Regions from separate parts of the Mus musculus genome. Here regions 2, 3, 4, 5, 6 and 7 are each linked to region 1. Evidence: chromatin loops called from intact Hi-C (ENCODE). Cell type or tissue: left cerebral cortex. All regions are shown on one strand.

Region 1 (4,000 bases):
ACTGCGTGCTGAGAGTGGGAGGACTCGGGCCTGGCTAGATTCTCTTGGAGCCTCAGCCTCAGGAGCAATGCTTTTCCTTAGGAGTCTGCTGCAATCCTGTTATTTTCAAAAAACGTTTCTGGGTTGCTGGCATATTTTCACCTTATGTTAAAAATACAGCTCTCCTTTGCTTATTATTCATGCATCATGATGTGAAATGTATTCCTTCACTTAACACATATTTATTGAGGCACAGTGCAGCATCGTGGTTAGTTGTGAAGGCTCTGCCTCTCTGTCTGCAATTAGAAATTGTGATTTTTTTTAAAAGGCTGGTGCTTAATTTTTCTAACCATGCTATATTTAAAAAAATGGGGAAAATAAATAGTATCAATTTTGAAGGTAGTTTCAGAGACTAAAGAAGATTGTGCACAAGAATTTCTTGATAAGAACTCAAGGTCACAATAGTCCTTTGTTAACTATAAACTTGATATCAGCTCAAGGTCTTTATAGTAGCAGTACTATAAAGAATAGTGAATATTGTTGAGTGTCCGGCTCTGTACTGTTGTGGCTGACATATAGGATCTGACTTTGCAGTCCGTCCTGTCCTGTTGTCAGAATAAACAGTCTCTGAGTTTTTCATTCTGATTTTGGTAGAAATCTGCTTTGTATCACGTCTAATCTAGGTAGTTTCACTTCTGGCTTTTGCAGACTGGGCATTATCCTGGCGGTCACATGGTGTTGGTTTTCTGCCTCGTATACTGTGATTTGCCTACTGGAGCTTTCTCCACTTCTGGAGGACTGCTTGCAGTTCGTGCATTGGGGCCTGTAATTACAGAGCAGAAGATCCAGGGATGTGGAGACAGGGCAGTTTCGAAAATTAGTTTATGCATAATGGATAATATGAGGCTGCTTTAATGTGTAACTCATTTGATGGGTTGGCCGATCTTAACTTCCTTTTGATATTTATTTATTTATTTTTAATTTATTTGCAACATGAGGACAGAGGGCTTGGTACAGCTCTTCTAGACTATAGTTCAGATTCAGCAATTTACATTCAGTAATCTCTTGGTCATTTAGCCACATATAATTTGTCATGGTTTGTTTTAGCTGTTGTGATATTGATATTTATTATGCAAATTGTATTTCCTACATCTTATTGTTCTGCATTCTATGAATACTTAAATTATTATAAACCTTTACACTTAATACGGCTCGTCCTTCAATTTGATGCTTGAGCAACAGAGGGTCAGAGCACACACGGTCTTCTAGAGGGAAAGAAAATAAGTAATTAAAAGGCAGACAAACAAGAGAGCCGGCTGCCTTGTTGAAAAGAAATCAAAGATAATTTCGGGGAGGGAGGAAGTGTGTCCAGAGATGCATGCAAGTCCCGTCAGCGGGAGAACCTCTCTGAGACACAACTAAAGTGAGGACCTGTTGGTCTCTAGATGCCTTAGAAAGGACTGGAAGCATAGGAGAGAAGGGAATTGAACCGAGCCCTGGAAGAGGAACTCGACTGACTCTATCACTGCCTCGGTTCCCTACATTCCCTTCCCCACGACCCTGACCGGTAGATTTTTTTTTTTTTTGCTTTTGTGTGCGTGTAATCTTAAATATTCCATATTACTTATATGCTATAATCTACTAAACATGGGAAGGACACTTCCAACAAGCTGGGAAGCCTGAGCACACCCACCTTGATTTACCTTTCCCCAGAATCTACAGCCAAACATCCACTTGAAAATCCCAGAACCCCGACTCCACAGCTTCAGTCTTCCAACTATCCCCTAGTCTGCCGCTAGGCTGTTGAGCGGGCTCTCCTGCTCCGCCGGACGTGCAAAGCACGCATGCACTTCTCTCAGATTGTTTTGTCAATCCGGGGACCTGCATTCGCACTCTCCACTCCCGGGTTTCCCAAAGATCTTATTCCTTCGTGCAAGGTGAGGGAAAGGAAATTTTGTAACGTATGACTTCGATAGGCCGATGCCCACGCAGTGCCCCGGCCCAGGAATCTCGCGGTCAGACTCTCCGACCAGGAGTCCGCCGCGGCGAGTGGCGTAAAGGTTCCTAGTAAAGGTGCACGAAAGCGAGAGACCCGCCTCCTGAAGCCGCAACCCCCTCCCCAGCCACCGAGCCGGACGCGGGCCAGTACAGGTTCTCCTCCTTCGGGGAAGCGAGGCCGAATTTTAACGTAAACATATTTGCATAGGCCCCGCCCCTCGGCCCCGCCCCTAGGTGGCGCGGGCGCGCGGCCGAACGCTAGCGCCAGGGGGCGGGGTGGGGGAGGGGGCTAGTTCTCGGAGAGCCGGGTTGGGCTCGAGGTGCCACGATTGGTCGCTCCTGACTCCGCCTCCAGCGCATCTCATTAGCATCTCATTAGCTGTCCGCTCGGGCTCGGGAGGCAGCCACCGCCGCCAGTCTGAGGCAGGTGCCCGACATGGCGAGTGCTGTGCTGCCGAGCGGATCCCAGTGTGCGGCGGCAGCGGCTGTGGCGGCGGCGGCGGCGCCTCCAGGGCTCCGGCTCCGGCTCCTGCTGTTGCTCCTTTCGGCCGCGGCACTGATCCCCACAGGTAGGTTGTGGGCACCCGCGGATTGGTCCCGAAAACCCCCCCGGGCACCCCCAGGAGCCGTAGCTATGGAAGGGGGGACGTTTCCATGACAACCTTCCCCCACTTCCTAAATCCAAAGCGGCGGGAGCGTGGCAAGGAAAGTCGGGGCTGCGATGGAAGGGGCCGAGGGGTCGGCGCCCCTTCTCTCCTATCCGCCGGCTGCGGATGGGCGCCCTCAGGGATGGCTGCACCCACACCTCTTCTTCCTGGCGTAGCGCGGGGTGCTGAGTGGAGTGGGCTCGGGGCCGGGGGCTAGCGCGTGGGGGGAAGGGGAGCCCTCGGAGGCGCCCCGAACCTTCCGGACCCTCCGAAACTCGCTCTCGTCCCTGGAACTTGCAGGTCCTCCTGTGTCCCTGGGCTAAGCTTTCGCCCCCTCCGTTCCAGCTCGCCCCCCCGATCGATTCTCCATTCCCCGAAGCTTTCTCCTTCGCGGGTCCCCAGGACATCCCCACCGTCGTGTCCTCTTCCCGGCTTGCCCGCGCTCTGCAGCCAGGTCCCCCGCCCGAGAGCTCTGCACGCCTCTCGTGTTTCCCTCCAGCCGAACGCTGCCCCTCGGCCCCCTCCGCTAGGCTGCGGGTCGGCTTGGCTGGAATCCAGGCAGGGAAAGTTCCCGGCTCGGGGGCGGCCGCTCGTCGCCGCCGCTGCAGGAGGGCTCTTGGAGCCCGCAGGTTGTCCGCGCCACCGAGGCCTCTGCCGCGAGTGGGGATCCGGGATTTCCCGGCTGCGCGTCCTTCGGGCAAGCGGCCCGCAGGTGGTGGCGGGGGCGTTCGCGGCCTCTGCGGCCCGGCGTGCGCCCTGCGGGCCTCGGGGCGCTCCCCGCGTGGCCGGCCGTCTTGAGAATCTGCCCGGGTGGCGGCGGCTCGGCGAGCGCCGCGCCTTCCCTGAAGACGCCGAGCGCTTGGCAGGAGCCCCGCGTGTGGCTGCCCCGGTGCGGGGCGCGTTGGCGCGGTCGCGAAAGAAGAGGGCAGTGTTTGCATTTGCTAACAAAAGGGAGCCGGAGCTCTTCCCCACCGGAGAGGCCGGCCGCGCTGCGACCGCCTTCCCGCCACCTCGCCGCTCTTGCCCGCCGCACGGTGTCCCCGTGCTGCTGTACCGCCTGCCGCTGCCTCCTGGCGACCGGCGGGACCGAGCTGCACCGGGCGGTGGCGAGAGGGCTTCTGCGCGAGGGGATGCGCTAGGGCTCTGTGCCTGCAAAACCCCTCGCAGCTCCGAGCTGCAGGACCTGGGAGCAACAAGTGGTGGAGGATGCTGCGAGCTCATCCCCCACCTGCGGAGCCCCCAGCCCGGGAGGATGCAGCGCTGGGCCAGCCAGCCTGCGGTTCCGGGGGCGCCTTTCTGCTTGGGTTGTGTCTTTTGTTTACACGCTAGAGGACACATAGTTATGTAAACACCGCAGGAGACGTGCTGTTGGGGGG
Region 2 (4,000 bases), 400 kb before region 1:
TTTTCTCATCTACCCAGTCATATGTGTTTGTAGCCATCAACATCCTGATTGCTAATTAGTCTAGAATCTTTCTACAACCCTTTCAAGTGCCCTGAACTTTGGAGAGTCCTAAAATAACCATGGTATGGTTAAAAAAAAAAAAGCCCTGGCAGCCCCCTTTCCTGGATGTACCTTAATGTCTCCTTTGAGAGAGAAGTTTCCTCCTGCAGCCATTAGGAAAGTTTTAGAAAGGATCCGAGAAGGGACCAATGTGAGACTCCCATCAGTGAAATGTGTCTGGACATTTTCAGGGCTGAGCAAACCATATGTCTTCATAATTTGGTTGTGTCCTAGTCTCTGGGGCACCCTGGCTCTATTGAATGCCGAAGGAGTTATTTAGGATCATAAATAATATTATCTGAGAGGGTCCACTGGGTAAACAGAGTCAGTGTGTAAATTGTCGGAGTGTGATATTGATTGTTCTTCACTGACTAATGAATTATTCTGTTTAAGAGCCCAGAGAAGAAGCGCATAGCATTTCAAGGCAAGGGGCCCTTTGAAGAATTTTCTTGAAGAAAGGCTTGTGTCTAGTGATGTTGCCTGCTATAGCCGAGGGAGATCACTTTGTCAGCCACTATGCTGTCATGGGACGATCACAGGTCACCCCGTGGGGCTGGGATCCCAGCAGGAGTCACAGGATGAAGGGGCTGGATAGATGGAGGTGACTGCCAAGTCCAATCAAACCCAGCCCTGCCAGGCAGATTTTATACGCACTCTCTGTGGTGCTTAGAGGGTTGAAGTCCTAACGCAAAAGTGCCCCAGATGTGGAAGCTGGAGTCAGACTCAATGGCATGATTTTGTGTGATATCTATGAATTAATCATTTCATGCTCTTACCTTCTCCCAGTGACTTGCTAGAGGCCATTTGGGTCCATGTTGGAAGGAGATAACAAAAGGCTTGTGTTTTAGCTAGTCTCTGTATCTAACTTCCTTCTATAGAGTCACACGCTTCTGAGCCTGTGTTGTAGCTCCTCTCCCTATTGGGTGTCCCCAACCTGCCCAGTTTCCATGACATCTTGACCATTTACATATCCCCACTCTCTTTACCACAGAATGTCTTTTCCCATCTCTCCCTCCACCCCATCTGCAACTGCCATGTCACTCACATTTTTCTTATTGGCTTTTCTCGCTTCTGTGTATTTTGGACACTGCTTATTGTACCTATGTGTTGCAGATCTGCTTCTGCCCAACTTTGGTCTGCCTTTTTCACATCCTTTATGCCAATGACTTGGTGAACACACATTCTTAATTTTGATGTAGTTAGATGATCAGGTTTTTAATGTATTATTAATGCCTTGTGTATTTTGTTTCAGAAATTTTCCCTCACTCCAAGTCACAAAGATATCTTCCTTTATTTACTTCCAAAACATTTTCAGCTTGGCCTTTCACACTAAAGTCTTTAGTTTGCCAACAAATTGTTCCTATGATCTATGCATTATGGTAAATTCTTTTCTTGGGTCTCCCACTTGTTTCTTATGAGTATAGGCAACTGTCCCAGCCCTGATGTTAAGGTGTCCCACATCTCCTGCCCGATGACTGGCTCGTCTCCAATGACTCCTGGAATCTCTATCCACCATCTGTCTCTTCTCTCCTTCTTTGGTCTCACGCCTGAGCCATTTACTTACAATTTATTCTACAGTGGCATGTGCATGCCCATGGTTTGCACACTAACTCCCTAGGACAGAAATAGCTTCTATTCCTTTTCTCCAATCCACTCCCTCACCAGTCCCTACTACCTCACAAATACCAAGCTCTCTGTAAACCCAATGAGCACCTTTTAAAAGGACTGAAATGTCAGGCTCTGTCTTCAAACCACACTGCACTGGGCCATCCTAGGAAAATCTAGTTTGGATCATTCTGGAGACACCACAATTTAACTCCACGTTGGTGTTTTGTATTGTTTTCTTCTGAGCCATCTGAGTTTGGTAGAATGCGTGAGGCTGATTAAACACTAGGGGTAAAGTCATAGAAAGCACTCACCTGGCTTTCCCGTGTAAATCTAAGTCACAAAGGGGCCTCAAACCACTTGTTACAAAGCAAAATCCACAATAAGTGAGATGATCCCCAAGTCTACTCTACAGCTCAGGGCAGCAAAGGCACTGTGGCAGCCCAGGATTTCCAGCATGCTTCCCTACACAGCAGAGGGCTCTCAGAGACTCTCCTGGCACCAGTGAATAAAGACATCTCAGTCTACCTAGTCAGATCTGCATGCTGGCCTGCAAAGGGAACTCTCAGCAACTCAGAACACAGTGGGCACTACTAGTTCTTGCCTTTAAAAGAAGTAGCCTCCACATAACTAATGCTGGTGGTACTGCAGTACAGGTTCCAACCAGGTGAGGGAAGTAGAGGCTTGTACTGGTACAAAATGGTTAAGAAAGGGATAAGGAGTTGCCTCAATGAGCACTTGCCACGCAGGCTTGAGGATCTGAGTTCAAATCTCCAGCATTCACTAAAGGATTGGTAGTAACTGACCAATCTCATAATCCCAACTCGTTTGTTTGTTTGTTTGTTTGTTTGTTTTGTTTTGTTTTTCAAGACAGGGTTTCTCTGTATAGCTCTGGCTATCCTGAAACTCACTCTGTAGACCAGGCTGGCCTTGAACTCAGAAATCTGCCTGCCTCTGCCTCCCAAGTGCTGGGATAACTCTTTGAGGAGGCAGAGACAAGAAGATTGCTGAGGCTTGCCAGTTTTGAAGCGAGCTCCAAGGTTAGTGACAGAACGGAGATAGAACATGATATCCAACATCCTTCTCTGGTATCCGTGTGTGTGTGTGTGTGTGTGTGTGTGTGTGTGTGTGTGTGTGTGTGTACAGGTGCATGGGTTGCACACGCACCTACCCCACACACACACACACATGATTGCCCAAAGGAAAGGATAAGGTAAACAGACGCCATGTTCCTCATTCAAAGAATACTTTTAAAACATTCCCTGTGTACTGGGACCTCTCTGCTGAATGCTTAAGCCTTGAGGATGACACAGATCCCCACAGCACTGAACATCTACTGTTCTCCTAAACAACTACACATCTTGGCTATAGGCAGCCTCCTGGGTTCCCTTGGTATCTAGAAAAAAGGCACTCAATCAGATTCCCTGTCCCCAAATAGCAAAACTGCAAACATCCAATTGAAACTCCTTCATGACATCACCACCAGAGATGCAATGGCTGGGAAGGAAACTTCCCGAGCCCCACCCAAGTCATCTGCCTTTGTTTGCTGAGTTCAGTCTTCAAGTTAATTCAGAGCAAAAGACAGTTACTTAAATCCAGATATTTTATCTTAATGTGGGTAATTCCCATAATATTATACATTAAGATGTCTGACTTCAGCTGCCACCCAACAGGCGGCAGGGATGTCGTTTCGGATCTGTTTTATCGCTGCAGGGGCATATGTTTCTATTGTGTTTATGGCACATGAGAGCCTGGCACCAAACGGGTCTAAGATTCAAAGAGGGAAACTGAACCAGTTAGATGAATCTGACGTTTGTTTATAAGGTAGGAGCTCAGAGCTGGAGTTTGCACATGTGCCATTGTGTGTGTGTGTGTGTGTGTGTGTGTGTGTGTGAAGAAAAAGAGGGAGAAAAATCTCCGTCCTTCACGAGGACCTTGGTGTTCGTCTATACCAACTACAAAAGCTATACCTTAAAGAACCAATGGCCCGTGTATACCAATCCCTGCCAAAGGCAAAGCCAGTACCTCTCAACTGATCCCAGCATCTCAGCAGTAAGAAAGTCAAATGCAAAGAAGACAGCTTCTGCTCCAAGCCACGCCCCCTCGCAACATCCCACTCAGCCTTCTCAGCCAAATTAGCCAGGGGTTGCTTGTGTGGGACTCATTGTGTTGCCTTGGCTCTGATACACACCAAGATAGGCTGGGGCGCTGCCAAGCGATTAAGCGATTGTGGCTAACCTATTCGTTGAACTGTCTTCTTCTGCAATATTAAAAGTTTTATAGCCTCAAGCAGTGC
Region 3 (4,000 bases), 570 kb before region 1:
ATAGAATATCACCTTGTTTCTAGTCTTCAGTGTCATTTTTGTATCTCTTGACATTTGTGCATGTTGTTTTTCCTCCTGGGGACAGTTCTGCCTTCTTCTTTTCTGTCAAACTCCTTGTTCTTCTTCAGACACCAGTTTGAGCATGTCTTCTTTGGAGAGACCTCCCTGAACTCCAGACTTGATGAGCCCTTTCATAGCAGGGGACCCTGCCTGTCTGTTCCTACCACCATGAAATTATATCTCATCCTTCTGAGCTGTTGTTGGCTGGTTTGTCTGAGTTCTAAAAGCTTACAGGCTTCTTTGAGCAACAGTAGCAATGATAGCTGTGTTTCTATCACCAGGCATGCACTAAAGAGCTTGTCAGATGGATGAATACCATATTTGGAGTCTCTGTGGGGCTTTAAATCAGAACGATCCCCATAGACTCATGTATTTGAATGTTTGTTCTCAGATCCTGGAACTGTTTGGGAAGGATTAAGAGGTGTGCCCTTGTTGGAGGATGTGTGTCACTGGGGATAGCTTATGAGGTTTCAAAAACCCATGCTCTACCCCCAACCTTATGCCTCCAACTTGAAGATCAGATGTAAGCTCTCATCTATTACTTCAGCATCACGCTTGCTTGTTTGTTGCCATGCTTCCCAAGGTGATGAGCATGGATTCTGGAATGCTAAGCCCCGGATAAACTCTTTCGTCTATAAGTTGCTTTGGTCATGGTTCCATATCCTTAACATTAAGTAACCTGCAGCCAAATATCAAGGGATAATCAGAACTAACTTAGGTGTTTATCTCTCAGAAGATGCAGGATGCATGCATTCATCTTGTTCTTGGGTGCATTGCGTAGACTTTCATTTCTTTTCAACCACTGGTCTCTTCCTTTCCACAGGAAGAGAAAGAAATTGAGAATGCTTGCAATGATAACACAGTATCATAAGATGCTTCAGTTAAAGTGGAACCGGCAAGGAGTAAGAATAGAAGACTTAAGAAAAGCCAAAATGGAGAAATTCATGCTTTAAAGCCTGAGCTTCCTAGCAACCAAAGACAAAGAGGAAGCCGTCGGTAACAAAATTTGCATTGTCCCTAGGTAAGAGTTATACCTGTTGCCTTGGAGGAGATGAAGCTAAGGAAAATTTTCTCCTGAAGGCTTCAGAATGCGACATAGAGATCTACCAGGCAACTAGGCAATTTAACAAAAAGACCTTTCTTACATTAAATGCAACTGCTAAACTCACGTAGATTTTCCTTCAAGCATTGCTTCAGTGCAAACTTAAAACAGTATGCCTAAACACATCCAGCAAATCTCCTTTTACAAAAAGCCAAAACCACTTGGTCTAGATGCATAGCTCTGACTGTCTGCCTTGATCCAGGGATAAAATCTAGTATATCTGTAGCAGTAGATGGGCCAGGTGTCCTTCAGATAATCCTCCGTGAATATTATTTCTTGTACCCAGGCTTTTCCTGACAGCCAGCAACAGACAATTTGAATTTATGTTTCCTGTCAAGGCTGTGGAGCGTTGGCATTCTGTGCTATCAACATGGGATAGACCTACATCCTTTGCAAATCAGCCAAGCAGGCGGCAGGACTGCCATCCCCTTATGAGATCTAGTTACTATTTGTCCATCAGGCTCATCCTGGCGGGCCACCCACATCCTAATGGTCCCAGGAGCCGAGTTGAGATATCCTCTTCCCCCCATACACACGCACTTTCGTGCACAACGTATATGCAATACCAGGCAGATGTCTTTGGAGGATTTTGACTTACTTTCAAGAGCATTTGGAAAAGAGAACATGAAGAGATTTTTCAATCCCAAGATTAAATATGCAGAAGAAGACAGAGTATTGGCTAACTTGGGGGTGCAGCATGCATTCCTATCAAATGCAGTCTTTATTGCATTTCAAACACAGTGCTGGAAGAAGGCTGGGCAATGCTTCCCAACACCCTATGTTACAAACGTCACAAATACACTCAGCAGGTTTAATAGGCTGCCTGAAGCTGCTTGCCACATAGTGTCAGAAACAAGGTTTGTTTGTTTGTCTGTTTGTTTGTTTTTGTTTTGCTTTGCTTTTAAACACAAATCCTCTGCTCTTTGCAATTCCCATTTAAGACACTAACATGTTAGCATCCTATGTGCTTATATAGTACTGTAGTGATTTCCTGGGAAAAATAATAGAGCTACAAGAGGGGGTTACAGCTAAAATAAAAGGATTTGAGGCTATTTCTGCCAGAGTTATGAGTCATAAGTACTGGCCACTGGCAGAGGCTCTGGGATTTTCTTGTAACCTTTAAAACTTACAGGGGTTTTTTTTTTTTGGCCCTGGAGAAATTTTGAGGCTATTCCATTCAGAGGCACCCAAGCCTTCCTTGAGTGTTCTGCTTCTGACAGTTTCTTTCTGCCATCAAGTCTGGGCATGTGAGGACCATAGGCCTGCTGGCCACCTGCTCATTCTCTCAGCCACACTTGTTGTGCTGGGGGGGGGGTGGGGGGGGCGGCGGCTACAGTTTTATCAGAGTCTCAGCAGGAGGCATTTGTCACTTCAGAGAGTGCAGATGAAGGGTTGTGATGCAGGGACAAGTCACAGAGGTGTGAGCAAGCTGGGGAACCAGCCAAGCATGGTAAAGATCAGAGACTGGAAACACACACACACACACACACACACACACACACACACACACACACGGACAGACAGAAGAACAGGATGGACTCCGGAGAAGGGGGTTGTGGAAGTGAGGATTCTGCTACTAAGGAACCCTCCCATTTTTTCTGCCCGTCTGTGATCTCTGTGAGACCTCCATACCTGATGAGAGCCTGGGAGGCACAAGAGTCTGAGGTTGGCCTCCTGATGTCAGAGCAAAGGGCAGATGAAGGAGAAGAGGTCAGGGCTGGCCAGGGACAAGTGAACGGTGACCAGCTCCGTGGGCACAAGTCCCACAGGGCTGCTGCTCTCCTCTGACTTTGGAGACTCTAGACATCAGGCACAGGAACAAAGGGGACACCCACAATCACCTTAGCAGTGAGTGCTATAAAACCAGCAGCTGCAAAAGAGCGAGGGGTGGGTAGAGAAGCAGCTGAGGTGGTGACACAGGCAATTGACAGCTGAGGTCATGGTGGCCTTATTCCAGTGAGGGAACAGAAACTCTCATCAAAGAAAATGGTAGATGGGGGCAGAAGGAAGGCAGCTTCCAAGTTGTCCCCAGGCTCAGTCTTGTAAAGGACAAGGCCTGTCTCTGGTCTGTTGCTACTCCACTGTAGGACTCACAAAGGAGAAAGGCCTTAGAATCCCCGGGTACAGCCCAGCCCAGAGCTTTCTGCCCTGGAAGCCTGGTTTCTGCTGTTCGCAGCAGCACACTGAGCCTCACACACCATGGCAACGGACTCACTGTGATGAGGAGGAGGTTTGTGGGCTTACGCAGTGAGAGACAAGCGTGGGGAAGGCAGGCCACTGTTACCAACTGCCAGGCAGTGACCCAGAAAACACTGCAGACTCAGGTGGCTTCTCCCCAAGAGCTGGGAGAGAGTGGCAGCTGGTGGACAGTTGGCAGAGCACCCACACTCAGCCAGAGGCCTCTCGAGTGGTCTTGGGGCTCTGAAATGGGCTATAAATGGTATTGTGAGGGACTCACACTGCCTTCCTTAACAACCGCCATTTCCCTTCCCTAGAAATGCAAGACTCTATATTGTATGAAGGAGAAACACAGAACTAACATGGCCGTCCGGGGAAAATTTCCTAGAAGAAATGACTTCCATGCTGAGATAGAGTTGGCCTGGGACAGAGAATACCAGGTTATTGTCCCAGCTAGACACAGGGGAAGCAACAGCCAAAACAAAGAGGAGGGGATGTGGTGGCTTAAGACTGGTCCCTAGAGGCTCACATATTTGAATACTTGGTCTCTAGTCAGTGAAACTGGTTTGGAAGGATTAGAAAGTGTGGTCTTATTGGAGGAGGTTTTTCACTGGGGTGGGCTTTGAGGTTTCAAAAGCCCATGCCATTCTCAATTAACTC
Region 4 (4,000 bases), 85 kb before region 1:
TCTTAACAACAGCCATTCTTACTGGGATGAGATGGAGTCTTGATGCTTTTCTGGCATTTCTTTCTCTGACAGCTCCATCCACACCTTTTTACTGCCTGTTGCTATCTCCTTCATCACTTTGTTCCCTAAGCATCCAGAGTCCCTCATGGTCCTCAAGCACAACCCCATCCATGTCCTTGCTTCCAAATCAAGAGGAGGGGGCAAGAATCTGAACATAAAAAGATGTGTGCTCTCTTAATGCCCAAAGGAGTATGTGAGTTCTGTCCTTCTGAAGATATGCAGAGTGTGTATGTATAGGATGTATATGGGATGTATATGCATGATGTGTGTGGTGTATGTGTGTATAATGTATACATATGTGATATATATACATGTGTATATGCCAAATATATGTGAGATGTATATATATATGTATAATATGTGGCTATGGATGTATATGAAATATATGCATCTGTGTGATATATTATGTGATGTGATATATATATATGGTGTGATATATGATATATAATTTATGTGTGCATAATAAATATATGTGATATATATGTATGTAACACATTGTGTGATATGTGTGAGCTGATGTAAATGTATGATATGTGTATATGTGTGTAATAGATGCACATATCTAATACATATATATGTGATGTGTGTATATGTACTGTGTAGATATATGTGTGTAGCATATGTGTGCCACGTATGAGTATAAATGATGTATATGAGTGTGTATGATATATGTGTATGATGTGCAAGTAGCTAGGATGTACGTGTGTGATGTACAAGTATGTAGGATAGATGGACGTGATGTACGACTATGTATTATGTATACGTGTGTAGGATGTATGTGTATGATGTACAAGTGGATATGATGTATACATGAGTATTTTTGGCAGAAGTCAGTTAACTAGCTCCTATCTTCTGTGTTCACTTAATGTTTGGGGAGACAGAGTTGTGCATAAGCAAACACTGAGATATCAATGGCATTAGAACAGATATGATTTAATAGAACAGCACACACACACATGCACATCTACAAGAAGAGCACAGAATAAAAACAGATAGGTGGATTAGCACTCAGATCATGTCAAGCCAGGAAGGCATGTGCCTCATTGTTTATTACATGGGCACTGCAGCTCTCTAAACCACTGGCTCCGTGCTGAGGGTGTTTACCCCCAACCATAGGGGACATTTCGCAACAACTCTAGAAATTTTGGGTTGCCACAAGTGTGGAGGATGCTGTGGCATCTAGTGGCCAGGCTCCATGCTAAATATTCCTCAGTGCTCTGTGTACTCCCAGAATAAAGAATGAGCTGGCCCAAATATCAATCCTGTGAGAAACCCTCAATTACTTTCTCCCTCCTGGCCTTCCAAGATTGGAATCCTGCATGGGTGGGTACAGCCACAGTGTTGGGAAGCCACCCATGGCTGGCCCCCAGGGACCTGGATATTTGTTCGTGAGATGACCTCCTTGTCCTCTATGCCCTAGACAAGCCCACTGAAATAATTAAGTCCAAAAAACCTAGGCTATTTCCTGAATACCAGTTGCTGTCTCATCTGAGTGCCCTCTGGCTGTGAGGGGGGTGGGGGTGGGGTGGGGGTGGAGGTGGGAGGATGTCAGAGGAAGAAAGATAAACTCCAGATCTGGAGGAGAAGTGGCTCAGACAAGTCAGTGCCCAGGAGGTATGAAAAGTTCTACTCCCCACCCTCACCCTGCCTCCAACCAGCAGAGCTTTCTTTTCCACCAGCAAACGAGACAAAACATCAGGCACACAGAGGTGGCAAATGTGGCTGTCTGTGATTAGAGAAGTCTGAAGCTGTATCAGAGGAACTCTGGTCATATGAACATGACTAAGTTCAAACCCTTCTAGAGTAGAAGAGTTTGTAAAGGGTACAGGGAGTAAGGGAGACTAAGGGCTGGGGATATACTCTCCTGTGAGGCTCAGGGTACAGTACTTGCTCAAAGCCCTTGGGTTCTAACCCAAGCATGGCCAGAGAAAGTAAAGGCGGGAGGGAGGAAAGAAGGAAAACACATGAGCCATGGGAGGGGAATTCAGGACAAACAGAAAATCTTTAAGATCAACAAATGTCCTGTAAATGTCTGTTCATGGTTGGGAGATCAGGACAAAGATCAGGAGGCTTCCTTCTGTGGAATGAATGCTCTCCTGTCCTTTCCTGTGATTGACAAACTGACAGAAGATGCTGGGGTGTGGTTTAGCTCTTCCCTTTGTCTTTAGGAAACCACAGAGAGTGGGAGTCAGCCGCTATAGACCAAGCAGGAGATTTAACAGTGACAGTTTGGGGGCGACTCATGACTGATCATCACTTCCTAAGACTAGATATGCAAATCTTCTTAATTTCGGGGTTCGGCGTGGAGAACTCTTGTTGCTGGGCTCTGAGTCATATCCTCTAGTCTAGCTTCGATTAGCCATTAAGCTGGCATTTGGAACTCTGTGGTCTGACTCATCTGTCTCTCCTGTAGCTGGGAACAGGTTTGTCCCTTCCTAGGATGTGACACCCTTAGATGTTTACCTTGTCCTGGGTTCCTCCTCCTCTGCTTCTTAGTTGATTCATGTGTTTATCCATCTCTTGCCTGCCCCCGTAAACACCCTTCCCACTCCTAGCCAGTCCCTGCAGACTGCAAACTTCTTGAGACCAGAAACTAAGTCTTTTGTTCATGAATTTTATGTCTACAGCAGTGTTGAGCTAAGACTTAGCTACTAAGCAGATATAAAAAAATGATATTTGAGGCTGGGGAAATGGCTCAGCTGTTAAGAGAACTGGCCGTTCTTCCAGTGGACCCGGATTTAATTCCCAGCACCCACATGGCAGCTCAGAACTGTCTGCAATTCCAGTTCTGTCCAAAAAATCTGACGCCCTCACACATGCAGGCAGAATACCAATGCATATAAAATAATTTTTTAAAAAAATTAATTTTAAAAACTTTAAAAATCATTGAATAAATAGAATGAATAAAAGACTTTGAAATGCCTTGGTATTACATAAGACCCCAGGACCTTCCCACAACCCTAGGAGAAAAAGCCTCCTTGACAGAGATTACACATCCCATGTTCTCAGAGGTACAGGAACTGAAGCATTGGATTTAGGAAGACATAAAGAAAATTTCTTGTGGCCAGATTTGTAAATGAGATTCCTACCCATGAAACATGATTTAAGATGGGGGAACTGAGGCATGCCAATGGTATCATTTTTTCCTAAGGATTCCAAATCCTTGGGATGCTACCGTTTCTTCTATAGTCTTCTTTAGGGACCTACAGAGACAATTTGGTCCCTGGTCCTCCTTCATAGTGACAGTCGCTGAATATTGTCCTCTCTCTGGCTCTATCAGTCCCTATAGTTTTCTGTCACACTCAGTCAGTAGCCTTATAGTCAGATACTAGCAGGAAAGTGTTGCTGGCTGTCATGCCTCACTACAAGTTAATTTATCTTTTTGGGAAATGTATCTGCCCTGTTACTGACCACGCCTTGGCTGCCATATTCAGGAAGCCATCGGGATCGTGCCTGAACATCCCGGACCCTGCTTATAAATCTGATATATGAAACAAATATTTCCTACTAAAACCACAAGAAGAGAGATCAACAAGCACACATGTGCGATCTCTCCTGTAAGGGTGTAAAGCAAAAATCGGAACGCATGCTTGGCTAGGAGCCGGCTCAGTTGGTAAAGTGCTTACTGCTCAAGCATGAGTTTGGATCTTCAACACTCAGGGAAAAACAGCTGGGTAGATCAGCAGTGAAGCCACTTGGCACCAACCTCCGGCTTCCACATACATATCGATAAACAAAGGAAAAGCATGAAGAAAAATAAAAGGGTATGTTGGGGGCAGACTGTGGCAGCGCCGTTATCTTGAGTCTTTGCCAAATCCTCAACCTGGGTTAGACCGTCAGGTAATAGATGAGGTTTAGCTGAAATGGGGGACCAGGAAAAGCTTTGTTGATACAAAATAAAAGAGTGTGTTAACTGTCCCATCTCCTGACCTCAACGAGG
Region 5 (4,000 bases), 160 kb before region 1:
GAGCCATTTTCACTATTACAGTGTGTGCAGCCTAAGCCTGGAGAATTTTCTTCTGGGAGGGAAAATTGATGCCGGGGTTACCATTAACCCCCATTATCACAGCACGCCCCATTCCAAAACTATTCTTGGGAATCAAAGGGCCTAGAAGAAGCTATAGAGGCCCATGGTGAGGTTGGTACCCAACATCACAGGTGCTAACGGCCAAAGTCCATTAGCCCCAAGTCTCAGAAGGGAAGGAGAGAGAGTGACACGGAGGGGGAGAAAGAGAAGCAACATTTACAGGGAGGATCTGGCCATGTGTTTTGCCAGGAATTCCTAGGCTCTGCATGTCGGCCTGCACACTGCACTTCACTGGGTAGAGGAGGCACTTGCATGAACTGAATAGCAGGAGCCAAGGCTAACTTCTGCAGAGACTCCTCCATTCCAACTTAATGTTCTGTCCAACAGGAGCTACAGCATGGTAAAGGAAGCTCTACAGGACCTGCCCTAGGGGGCTACCTATCCCATTTCCACTCCTTCATCCAACTGACAGGATCTCGCTCTCTCTCTCTCTCTCTCTCTCTCTCTCTCTCTCTCTCTCATCTAGAAGGGACAGCAGTTGGCTGTCTATCCAGGGAATTCTAGATAGAAAGTAATTCCAAGCAATTATAAACCTAGTCAAGAGCCAGAATGATAGCAGGTGCTATGCGCTCCGTACTCCCAAGCCCACCAGCCCAGCCAGAAGACCGTGTTAGTACAAGCTCTTGCCAAAGAAAGAATGGCAACTATATGGTTAAAGTAGGGGCGCCAATGAACAACTGCTGTGGTGCCTTCAATAAGCTGTCCCTCATAGTCTCAGGTATTTGAATGCCTGGTCCCCACTTGCTGGCACTGTCTGAGGACGCTTAGTGAGTGTGGCTTTGTTGGGAGAGGTGTGCCACTCAGGGCAGGCTTTGAGCCTTTAAAGCTTCCTGCGTTTCTGGTTCTGTCTCTGCTTCGTGCTTGAGGTTCAAAGGTATGCTTTCAGCTTCCTGATCCCGCCTTTGTTCTAGCATCGTGGTCTCTAAACCTCTGGAACCAGATGTCCAAATAAACTCTGCTTTCCATAAGTTCCCTTGACCATGGTGTTTTATCGCAGCAACAGAAAAACAACTAAGACAGCCACCCACCCAGCTGACCTCATGAGCAAGACTGTTCTATGTTCTGATGGCGTTAAACCCAAATCTGACCTCTGGCTCTGTTACGTCAACCTTGTACTTGAGATTGTCTGTGAACTTCAGGTTTGTTTGTTTGTTTGGGTTTGGTTTGGTTTGGTTTGGTTTGATTTTGTATTACCTAGAAGTAAAAGTGACCATCCCACACAGTTGTTTGTCTCCATTAAATGAGGTCATGTGAATGATAGATAGTGCTCAGCACATCATACACACCTGAATATGGTGTTGTCCCTGCCAACGAAATGGCACAACCATCTGTACCATCATATACAAAGATAGGTGTATGATGAAAGAAATTTGCTAGTAACCACATCTCTCTCTCTCTCTCTCTCTCTCTCTCTCACACACACACACACACACACACACACACACACACAGTATCCATTCTAAAATGTCTACTGTTTATATAATGATCCAGCCTCTTTCCATTTGGCTTAAGAGTTTGTTTGCTTCAGTTTGGGTATTGGAGCTGCACTGTTGGCCAGCTCTACCTGTATTTTAGTTTCTAACAGAATCCTATAGTCCCAGCTGGCTTTGAACTGCAGATCTTCCCGTCTCTACCTCCTAAGTGCTGGGGTTACAGGCCTGTGCCACCCTCAGCAACAACCTGCAATTTCTTCTCTCCCAATCTTCCTGTCAGTTCCTTCTCCAGAATCATGAGCATGCCATCATCTGCTAAAGGGCCACATTGTCTTGTTGTTGGCTTCCGGAAGGCCAATGGGAGAAAGGTCACCAAGGTGTTAAAGAGCTAGAGGATAAAACAGCTGCCTTGGGCCTAGTTCTGTGCTAGACTCTGGGGTAAAGGTGAATCAAAGAGTCCTGCCCTCTAGGGGCTGCCAAAAGAGTGGAAGCAAAAGGACAGGTGCACTGGGAGGCAGCCAGACAGATGGAAGTCACTGGGAGGAGACCCAAGAGGGACACCCTACAGAGCCAAACAGTAGGTGCTCTCCTGCCCACTCACATTGCGAAGTTGACCTTTCTTAGTCACCAAGTGTTTAGTGCCGGAAGGGAGAGGAGGAGAACGCAGAGCTAAGTGCTGACGGGACGTCCCTGTCAACACAATGTTCCGCCTGGCCGGGCCTTCATATATAAAGATATTTAATGAATTAGTTAATTAATGAGAGGAGTTTGATTGATAGATCATATGGTGCTCGCAGCAGGGTGAGTCTGACCCTGCTATCGCCGCCTAGGCTGAAATCGGTCCCCCTCATTGGTCGGGAGAGTGCGGTGGCTCCGGCAATTTGCATGCATTTAATGTAGCTCTTTAATAGGATGTAATGTTAGCGAAAGCCAAAAGCGCAGCAGCTGTAACTTAAAAGACAGCCCCATTACTGCAAGCCTTATAATTAGGGTAAGAGGGAGACTCGGGCTGCCATATGTTAAACTCTTTTGAGGTTAATAGCTCTGTAAGATTTTTGCAATTTAAAAAAATTACACTTGAAGGATGATGACAAGGCTCATCAATGAAGCGACGTTGCACCGGAGGGAAGGGACAGGAAGATCCCATGGCCCCCAAGGCCCCTGTCCCCTGGGCAGGGCAAGGTGGCTCCTTTTCCCGACTCAAATCACCTAAGCTCCCCTCCTTTTGCCAACCTCTGAGCTTTCTCCACCCCAGCTCCATTAGGGCAGAGCAGCGATCTGGCGTCTGGGAGTCGGGTCTCTATCTCCACCTGGTTCCCCAACTTACCCAGCTTCCTCCTGTCCTATGCTTCCCGCCCTGGATGGGGGGGGGGGGGGGGCGCGTGCGCGCGCACCGGGTCGAGAAGCGCAGCGCGCCCTTACCTCGCAAAGTCCCAGGCAACTCCAGAGCAATTACAGGGCCCCGCAGGTTACCTGGCGTTGATTGCACAGCCGGGGCCGAATCAGGGAACGCGCAGCAGGCAGTGCCCGAGGGTGGGGGTGGGGGTGAAGGCAGGAAATTGAAGGGAATTTGCTTGATAATTATCTGGCCTAGGTCTTGAGGGTGTTTGTCCCTTTTGTGCCACAGCCTGTGTGGCGTGGGATGTGAGGCTGGATTCAGGACCTGGGGAACTGAGCAATGAATGAGCTTAGGTCCCAGAACGTGGCCGCCTGCTCCCCGGCTACAACAGATGACAGGGAGGACTTTCCTACTGGGTCTCCAAAAGGAGTCAGATCCACCCTCTCAGCCTCTGGTGCTTCCCGCCATGACTCCTTCTCCTTTGGCCCAGGGGAAAGAGGTGGGGAAAGTCTAGGGAGCAGATCTCTGGAGGCTAGAGCAGCCTGCACCCCCATATTTCCCTCAAACCGCCTGAGCTTGGCGGAGGAGCCTGGCAGAGCTGTCCGCTTGGCAGATCCTCTCCCACAGGAGTTCTGTCTCCAGCATCTTTCCCTTCCCCCTCTCTACCACACAGGAGTGCCCCACCAAATTTCTTGTGACACTCCAGACAAAACAACAACATGGTGGGGGAGGGAGAAATCCCTTTTATTTTTTTTTTTAAAGGGGGCTCTTGTTGGAAAATTACAGGAGGGATAAAATTACTGCTAATTGCACAATTATCTGATTATCTCTGGTACCAAAAATAAATGAGATCTTTCCCTCCTCCCGGCCACTTATAGAAGTCTCAGGGTGGCTCTTAGAGAAGAGACAGGTCTTTCTTGTCAAAACCTGGAGAGACCAGAGATGAGGGGCAGAGATGAGGGGCAGAGCTGAGAATGCAGGGTGGGGGGGATAGCAAGGTGAGGGGCTGAGGACATAAAGCAGAGAGACAACTGTCTAGGGCAGGGTGAGATAGACAGGGCTAGCGGGAATGGAGCAGCACATGAAGGTTTTGGGAATTCTGTAACCC
Region 6 (4,000 bases), 560 kb before region 1:
ATGCAGGCTGTCCCTCTGCCCACTGCCTGCAGGAATCTCTTCTCATTCTTGTCCTGCGGTCAGGGAACATGTGTCCCGGGGTGAGAGGAAAGCCCAGAGCTATTCATTCGACAATTGCTCCTTTCAATCTAGATTTGTTTTTTGATTTGTTTTCTGTTTGTCTTCTCTTCTGGGGAGGGAGGGTGAAGTGGGGGAGCGGCAGCCTTTTCTTGGAGCTCTGTTGATTTCTGCTTCTGCTGTGTAGGGATTTTCAATGACGAGGGTTTGATTTTCCTGCCTCCTTGGGAGTCTCATGCAATTTTTTAAAAACCCACTGGCTCTAGGAGTCCATTTCTGCTCCACGTTGCCTGCTGAGGAACCCAAGGCCTCCAGACTGAGCCAATTTTCCTTCTCCCTGTTTTGTGTGAGATGTGGAAAAGTCTTTGACTTAGGGTGCTTGAATGGAGTTGGTGCTGAGAGCTAGTGTGTGTGTGTGAGTGTGTGTGTGTGTGTGTGTGTGTGTGTGTGTGTTGAGAGAGAGAGAGAGAGAGAGAGGAGAGAGAGAATATATATGTATGTATGTTGTTGTTAGTGTTTGTGTTATGTATGTGTGTGAGTGTGTGTATGTGAGAGTATGTGCATGTGTGTGTACATGTGAGAGAGAGTTCGTATATGAGAGTGTGTATGTTTTTGTTAGTGTGTGTGTATGTGTGTGTGTGTGTGTGTGTGTATGTGAGAGTGTGTTAATGTGCATGTTTGTGAGTGTGTGAGTGTGTATGTGTGACTGTGTATTTGTGAGTGTGTGTGCATATATGTGACTGTGTGACTGTGTGTGTGTATGTGTGTGAGAGAGAGTATGTATATGAGAGTGTATATGTTTTTGTTAGCGTCTATTTGTGTGTATATGTATGCGAGAGTGTGTATGTATGCATGCATGACAGTGTGTATTTGTGAGTGTGTGTGTATGTGTGTGTATGTGAGAGAGAGTATGTGTACGTGTAAGAGAGTACGTATATGAGCATGTGTATGTTTTTGTTAGTGTGTGTGTATGTGAGAGTGTGTGAATGTGCGTATGTGTGATTGTGTGTATTTGTGTGTATGTGTGATTGTGTGTATTTGTGTGTGTATGTGTGAGTGTGTATGTTTGAGAGTGTGTGTGTGAGTGTGTATGTGTGAGTGTGTATGTGTGACAGTGTTTATTTGTGAGTGTGTGTGTATGTGAGAGTGTGTGAATGTGTGTGTGTGATTATGTGTATTTGTGTGTGTATGTGTGAGTGTGTATGTTTGAGAGAGTGTGTGTGTGAGTGTGTATGTGTGACAGTGTTTATTTGTGAGTGTGTGTGTGTATATATGTGTGTGTATACATCAGGGAAAGTGTACCTCTAGACAATGTGCCTTTGCTGAGTTGAAACAATGACTCTACAGACAATGAGATTCCAGTGAGCATGCATCTGCTCATGACAACTGCATACCCTGGAGAGAGCAGATGCTGACATCAGTTACGTGTATACTTAAGCAGGTAGAGTATCAAGACATAGGCCAACCACATGTGTGCTCCCAAGGCTGTGTGTGCTATCAGGTGTGCAGACCTCCATGAAACCTACAGCCAGAGACTTGCTGTGTGCAAGTGTGCCCGTGTGTTAGCTATCAGATGGAACTGTGAACATGTGCAATCACAAAAACATGTATGGGGCCTGCACCGATACACCAAGTTCAAGTCTTTGACTTATTGCTTTCTACAAGAGCAGGTATCTTTCAGTATATGTGTGCGTGAGTATAGACAAACACACATTTGCATGTGTGTTTCTGTTTGTGTGAACATTTGGGCATCCCAGGGCGTGTCTTTGTTGGTGTGGGTGCCCATTGCCCAGTGTGCATCTGCGGTTCCAGGGCACGTGTTCAGAGGGAGCTCGAGCAAAGAGGCTTGGGTTTGAGGCTGAGGATGTAGGGACTCATTTGCATGGTGTTCCCTGTGTTTGAGTTTGCTGTGTTCACAGCCCTGGAGAATTTAAAACAACAATAGTGACACCAACAAAGAGGAGTGGAAAATGATGTAACCCCGCATACATTTCTGGAGCCTCGGGAATGGTCCCTGTGCAGGCTATGATTCCAGCGGTGTCCGTTACCATGGTTATGGCTAAAGAGACTGCTAGCTCCTGTTTATTTTTAAATCCCCATCTCCATGACACCCCTTCCTGAAGCCCAAACCTCATCCTATCCACCCCAGGCTTCTTTTCCTCTTAGCTCATGGGGTGAGATCTCCACTCCCTCTACATTCTGAGGGGAACCTCGAAGGGTATTCTGACCCTTACACTTCCACCCTCCAGAAATCTAGGTGCCTCTGGAGGGTAACTCTAGATCAGAAGGCTTCTGGCAAACTACAGAGCTCTGCCGAGAGTCTCCCTTCCTGCTTACCCTTCGTATGAGCTCCTGGTCCAGCTTAGAGTTGGACTGTCAGGATTAATGGGAATAAGCCCATACAGAGATGGGTGATACTCATTTCATGACAGCTGAGCCCACCAGCCCAGGCTGAGGGTAATGGGATAGAGGGAGGAAACCTCGGGAAATAGAGCCCAGCCCAGGATGCCTTGGGCTTCATGCAATCTAACCTACCTCCTTTTAGCCCCCTGTCTGATTTGTGTTGGGTGAGTGAGGAGGAAGCTGAAAGAAGCAGAGTTTACCCTGAAAGGGTTGGAAGGCTGGGTAAAGTCGGGCCGAGGTGAGCCTTGCTCACAGGCTTTGGGATTGTACAAAGGCAGGGTAAACGGAGCCTGAAGCCATGGTTTACCTTGGTATTTTTTTCTAGTCCAAGCTGCACTATCACCCAGCTTTAGGTTCAGGGTGACATAGATTAGAGAGGGGTCATGCTGACATTTCCCACTTTGGGTAATGACCATCAATGCTCCCTGGCTTCTCTCCCCAGGCAGTTAGCTCCTTTAAGATAAGATGGTCTTTCCAGACTCTGCCCAACACTCTTCTTCCTAGATTGTGAGTACCTTATGGAGAGGGCCTGTCTTCGTTACTATTCTATTGCTGTGAAGAGACACTATGGCCAAGGCAGCTTAGAGGAGAAAGCATTAAGTTGGGACCGTGCCTACAGTTTCAGAGGGCTAGTGCATGATCATCATGGCTGGGAGCATGGCATCAGGAAGATAGGCATGATATTGGAGAAGTAGCTGAGAGCTTATATTTGGATCCAAAGACAGGAGGCGGGGGGGGGGGGGCGCACTCGGGGTGTGGGGGGGAGCTTTTGAAACCTCAGAGCCTATCCCAAGTGACATACCTCCTCCAACAAGGCCATGCCTCCTAATCCTTCCTAAACAACCCACCAGCTGGGAATAAAATCTAGGGGCCTGTGGGGCCATTCTCATTCAAACCACCACAGGGCTCCCACTACAGCAGGCATTCAATGAATTAAAGCTTTTCTAGCCAAGACCTCTGAGCCCAGAGCCTCCAAACCCAAGAGCATCTGCACAGAGAATTACTGTGTGCTTTTCCTTTCTCAGCATGGCTTCCTTATTTTTTAAAAATGATGGGTTACATTGAGTTATCTCTACCCATCCAGCCTGACATTTCATAATTCTATTAACTAATTGAATTGGATGGACATTATGGAAAATGTTGAACAACAGGCTAATTTATCTTTGAACATGAACCAGATGCCCTGGGTCAAAGTCAGGTCAGCAGAAGGCAAAGCAGGTGGACGTTGCCATCTCTCTCTGCAGAGGTGGGCAAAATCCGACAGTCATTTGGGAAGCCTGCAGTGGAGTGGCAGGTGTGTGCTTTCAGAGAACGTTCCTGAAGATCAGGAAGTTTGGTGGCTTTCCGGTACTTTACAGTGGTCATGGGCTCCTTTGAATTGTAGCATCTCGGTGTGTCACTGCAGTGGTTTCAAGGAACAAAATTGGGCACTACAGAAAAGCTTTGTACTTGAGAAACAAGTCAGAAGGGTGCGACTTGGTGTGGCCAGGACCACAGGGACTCCTAGGTTTCCTGGGTCATCTCTTGATAATTGCATCAC
Region 7 (4,000 bases), 55 kb after region 1:
GGGAAACCCCAGGTTGCCTGGTCAAGAACCAGCGATTCCCTTACCCCCACTTTATTTCCTGTGTCATTTGATTCCCACATCCAAATTTTAATTTTAAGCAAGGAACTAACATAGTTAAGAAAGTTAATGTCGTTTGCTTGAATTATATGTCCTTTCTTTTTTGTTTTTTTGTTTGTTTTTTAAACAGCAGCCACAGTTAGTTTCAAGTCTTTTACTCTTAATTGACTAATCAATAAATCAATTTGGGGACAGGGATTTTGTAGCTCTGACTGGCCTCTCGACCTTCTTATCTGAGGTTGACCTTGAACTTATGACCCTCCTGTCTCTACCTCCCATGTAATGATGGGATCGCAGGCATGAGTAGCACACCTGTAGTGTTGGATTGGCTTCCTGGCTTTCTTCAGGTTTTCTTCTTGGAAGTTTGAGAGCATTTTAGTTGGTGGATGCCTCCTGCAGACTCTTGACTCTCTGGGGAGAGCTGGTTCTCCCGCAAAAAAAAAAAAAAATATATATATATATATATATACACACATATATATATATATATATATATATATATATATATATATATATATATATATTGATTAGTTAGTTGGTTGATAGTGTTTGTGTGTGTGTCTGGGTGTACACATGTGTACCACATGCCTGCAGGAACCTTTGGAGGTTAAAAGGGTATTGGGTCCTTTGGCACGAGGTTATAAGTGGTTGAGTCCTCCTGTGGCTGCCAGGAGCTGAACCTGGATCTCCTGCAAGAGCAGTGAGTACTCTTAACTGCTGAGCCATCTCTCCAGCCTGGGGGATTCTCTCTTCCCCGTTTCCTGACTACAATCCTAATTTATGTGACAGTCTTTTATACACATTGAGTCCTCTGACTCCCTGTAGTTTAGGAAAGAAGGGCAGCCTTGCTAGGAACCTTCTCCTAGGCTGAAATGATCAAGGGTGGAGTTTCCTGCATTTCCACGTCAGGAGTTCTCCTGTCTTAGATGAAGGCAGTAAGTAGTCTCTGCCTGTAAGTGGCCAGCTTGGATATTTGAATAAAAAGAGTATTATCTATCACAAACACAGTTGCTGCTGCTCCTTTGAAGGTCTCATCCTGCTTCAGGCCCTGGTCCTGGCCACCCAGTAAATCTTTCTGCCTTGTACCTCCTGTATTGTGATCCCTCATCAAGTTCAGGGTAATAGAGAGGGAGGATTAATCTGTTGTCCAAGAGATTGGCATCTCCGAAAGGCCACAGCGAGAAAACACTGGCATTTTGCTAGATATTTATATACTTTGATAAACAGGGCAAAACTCTGAAATAAATGACATCCTTTGCCTCAGTTAAGCAGTGTCATTCGAAATAAGTGACCGTGTGTGTGGCTTCTTTCAGGGCCTAATAACATAGGGAAGGCAGGTAATTAATACAACCAAGATGACAGTGGGCTGTAATTGTCAGCACACTATGGAAGTCAGGTACCTCTTTTCCTTCTCAGTCTGGAGAATTGCTCCAGTATGGGAGTGGAGAAGACAAAGGGTACGATAGCAGTAGTTTCATTTCTAGACGATTCTGAAAGCTATTTAAAAGTCAGTGCAGGGTGTGCTTCACAGAAGCAATTTCATGGCTCCTTTAGGTTTTTTTGTGTAAACCCAGATAACCAAAATGTTAGCCCTGATTGATTATTGAAAAGGAAGGAGTTACATCAAAGGTGTGTTGAAGCCTGGGTGTAGGATAAAGGCTCTGGGGCTGGGGTCAGGAGCCCACACTAGTCTGTGTTCTTTCATAGAGTCTCAGTTGTGATTGGGAATGTAAGGGGCATCAGAAAGATGCTCGTTATTTGAGGACTGTTTCTGAACTCGAACTGTGCTAGCCTTGGATCCCATTCACACTCACTGGCTCTGATGCCGTTTTCCAGTCCACGTGATCAGTTTGGAGCTTCAGCATAATTTTATTTCTGCTTCACAGTTCTTAAAATCCTGTTTGGAAATGTCATTAGGAGGATAAGGGATGTAATGAAAACTACATCTCCTCATGTACCAAATCAAAGTGCATAGTTATGGAGCGGGCTATCTATACTGCACAACAGTTAACAAAATGAATTGGCCGCTTCCTGCATTTGAAGTTGCATAGTGGAAAATTCAATGAAACATTCAATAACTGGAAAGATCACATCAGAACCGAAGGCTCATTTAGCTGGAGTCCCCCCACCATATTATAAGGGTGAATGTTCGGTTTAGAACCAGGCAGAAAAGCTGTGAATGAAGTTAAGGATTGTGGGAGGCCTGGAGGTGGAAAGATAAGTTAGAGGCACTGTGCCTGGAAACCCAAGTTGGGATGCCAGCAGAAGGAAACTGACAGAAAGACGGGCCTCTGGGGACCAGTATTTTATAAGAATGGCGCTCCTGTCAGTACCTTCCATTGGAGGCTGAAAGTTATTTTTCGAAACTGTCATCTGTCAGGCTCTTCCCTAGGGCAAAAGACCTCAGGTTAGTGGTTGAACTTGCTTGGACAAATCCAGTGAGTCTGCCCAATCCTCACGTTGTGTAGAAAGACACAGAATGTGGTGAAAGGGGACTTTTTTCCTCCATAGTTGGTAATAGTGGGGATTTATTCTGTAAGTAAACGAATTGAATATGTGAATGAAAATATAAATGACAAAGCTTGCTGTTTTTCTGGAGGAGTTTCACTTGCCGTGAAGAGATTTGTCATGAACTTGCATGAACAATGAAAAATAAAATCCAGCAAAACTTATACTTTCAGGCACATGTGGTTGTGCGCATGTACGTGATTGCGGTTGCCTATAACATAATGAGGCTGTTAAACTCACTAGAATGGGCAAAACCGTAAAGTTAAGCTGCTTTAAAATATTGCTGTCACACACTGGCTTAGCAGAATCCATGTTTTCTTATAAAACACGGAGAACACTGTGAGATGGCATTGTAAGGAAATGCACCTTGCTACCCTAAGCAGTAGGCACACCTTTTCAGAATGCAAATGTGCAGGACCCAGCGGGGCAGCGTACACATTCCTGAGTTTTCTTCCTCTGAGTTTTAAGTAGGTTGGTGGTATAGAAAGGGGCTGCGTCTGATTATGACTCTTTCAGGGGGAAAACTGTTTCACCAGACTGACCTTAAGTCCAAAATGGAGAGTAATTCAAAGCCCCAAGGGGGCTTAAGAAATGAAGGTAGCTTATTGGTTTTGGCAGCCAAAGGGTTGGCTGGAAAGACCATTGAGCCCCTTAGTTGACAGACAATGCTGACAAGCTGAGCCGAAAGCCTGTGTGCCATAGCAAGCGCAGTCATTATTTTCATTGGCAGAGTGTATTGCTCACAGTTTTGGGTAGTCTGTCCATTTTGTCAGTAATTTAATCTAGGTCGGAAAAGGCATGTGGTATGAACTGCTATTGTCACACATCCCCGCAGGCATACCTGGCAGGTTCCATTCCAGCTTTTAATGAGGAGCCTTGCTTTATGCTGGGGTCCTGCTGGTGCCTTGCAATATCTTTTCTGGGGTGTTTTAAAATGGAAGTTAGGTCTTAAATCGAACAAGGTGTCTGCAGGAAAGTTAATAAGACCCCCCTCCACCCCTACCTTGTTTTCTGCTCCTTGTAAATTTGATAATTAGGGAAGATTTTGAGACAGACTAAAGTATAGACGACACAGGATCATGTCTAAGGGAGTGGCTCTTTTTCCGGGGGTAGAATACCCTGATTTACAATCAGGATGTTGAAGATGGAAACTTTACACATTCAAAATGAGCTGTATATTTGCTGTAGTTTGATTCCATGGTTGGCGCGTCATAAGGTAAGACATGACACTGCGCATCATGGCGTTTTATACTCCTGCCCCAGGAATTAAGCTGGCACGCTTACAGTAGGGGCATGTTGATTCTGTGCTCTTGGGACGAATCCCATTCTTGTCCTTTCTTCTCTTGAGTCTTCCTTACGCCTCACTTTCTTGCACCAGCTGTTCTTGTCTGGGATTTCTGTGATTTCATCTTAGAATTGCAAAATGAAAATGGTT

The links. Peaks named below come from ENCODE experiments on the same cell type or tissue, not always from the same donor. Only the 100,000 strongest peaks of a DNase experiment are listed, where the experiment ranks them.
Region 2: it touches region 1 in a loop (2.7-fold over the local background); 2 of 42 quality-filtered maps call a loop at or near these places.
Region 3: it touches region 1 in a loop (4-fold over the local background); 3 of 42 quality-filtered maps call a loop at or near these places.
Region 4: it touches region 1 in a loop (5-fold over the local background); 3 of 42 quality-filtered maps call a loop at or near these places.
Region 5: a loop joins it to region 1, with 2.0 times the contacts of the local background. A loop is called at or near these places in 2 of 42 quality-filtered maps.
Region 6: it touches region 1 in a loop (4-fold over the local background); 3 of 42 quality-filtered maps call a loop at or near these places.
Region 7: a loop joins it to region 1, with 4 times the contacts of the local background. A loop is called at or near these places in 5 of 42 quality-filtered maps.

Annotation. Positions count from the first base shown.
Region 1 is chr9:47,527,960-47,531,959 of GRCm38, forward strand. Cadm1 (cell adhesion molecule 1) reads left to right here and starts at 2,393. Exons shown (of 11, transcript NM_207675.2): 1 at 2,393-2,546. The coding sequence starts at 2,414. In left cerebral cortex, CTCF peaks have their summits at 1,757, 2,228 (motif pointing right) and 3,622; DNase peaks (open chromatin) are centred at 659, 1,849, 2,315, 3,223 and 1 more place; H3K4me3 peaks cover 2,538 bases; H3K27ac peaks cover 2,705 bases.
Region 2 is chr9:47,124,079-47,128,078 of GRCm38, forward strand. The region is part of intron 5 of Gm31698 (a long non-coding RNA gene); the gene reads right to left. Among named protein-coding and RNA genes, the nearest start is that of Gm31698, 58 kb to the right of the region's middle. In left cerebral cortex, a CTCF peak has its summit at 2,364; a DNase peak (open chromatin) is centred at 1,624.
Region 3 is chr9:46,953,076-46,957,075 of GRCm38, forward strand. It overlaps Gm39331 (a long non-coding RNA gene), which reads left to right and starts at 2,555. Exons shown (of 3, transcript XR_870715.1): 1 at 2,555-2,827; 2 at 3,658-3,780. In left cerebral cortex, no CTCF peak of the experiment used is centred here; DNase peaks (open chromatin) are centred at 2,285 and 3,442; H3K27ac peaks cover 981 bases.
Region 4 is chr9:47,443,184-47,447,183 of GRCm38, forward strand. No RefSeq gene overlaps it. Among named protein-coding and RNA genes, the nearest start is that of Gm31816, 77 kb to the left of the region's middle. In left cerebral cortex, no CTCF peak of the experiment used is centred here; a DNase peak (open chromatin) is centred at 2,432.
Region 5 is chr9:47,365,332-47,369,331 of GRCm38, forward strand. Gm31816 (a long non-coding RNA gene) reads right to left here and starts at 2,913. Exons shown (of 5, transcript XR_001779164.1): 1 at 2,881-2,913. In left cerebral cortex, a CTCF peak has its summit at 2,035 (motif pointing left); a DNase peak (open chromatin) is centred at 3,467; H3K4me3 peaks cover 875 bases.
Region 6 is chr9:46,964,133-46,968,132 of GRCm38, forward strand. No RefSeq gene overlaps it. Among named protein-coding and RNA genes, the nearest start is that of Gm39331, 11 kb to the left of the region's middle. In left cerebral cortex, no CTCF peak of the experiment used is centred here; a DNase peak (open chromatin) is centred at 2,060; H3K27ac peaks cover 762 bases.
Region 7 is chr9:47,583,136-47,587,135 of GRCm38, forward strand. The region is part of intron 1 of Cadm1 (cell adhesion molecule 1); the gene reads left to right. Among named protein-coding and RNA genes, the nearest start is that of Cadm1, 55 kb to the left of the region's middle. In left cerebral cortex, no CTCF peak of the experiment used is centred here; DNase peaks (open chromatin) are centred at 2,297 and 3,916.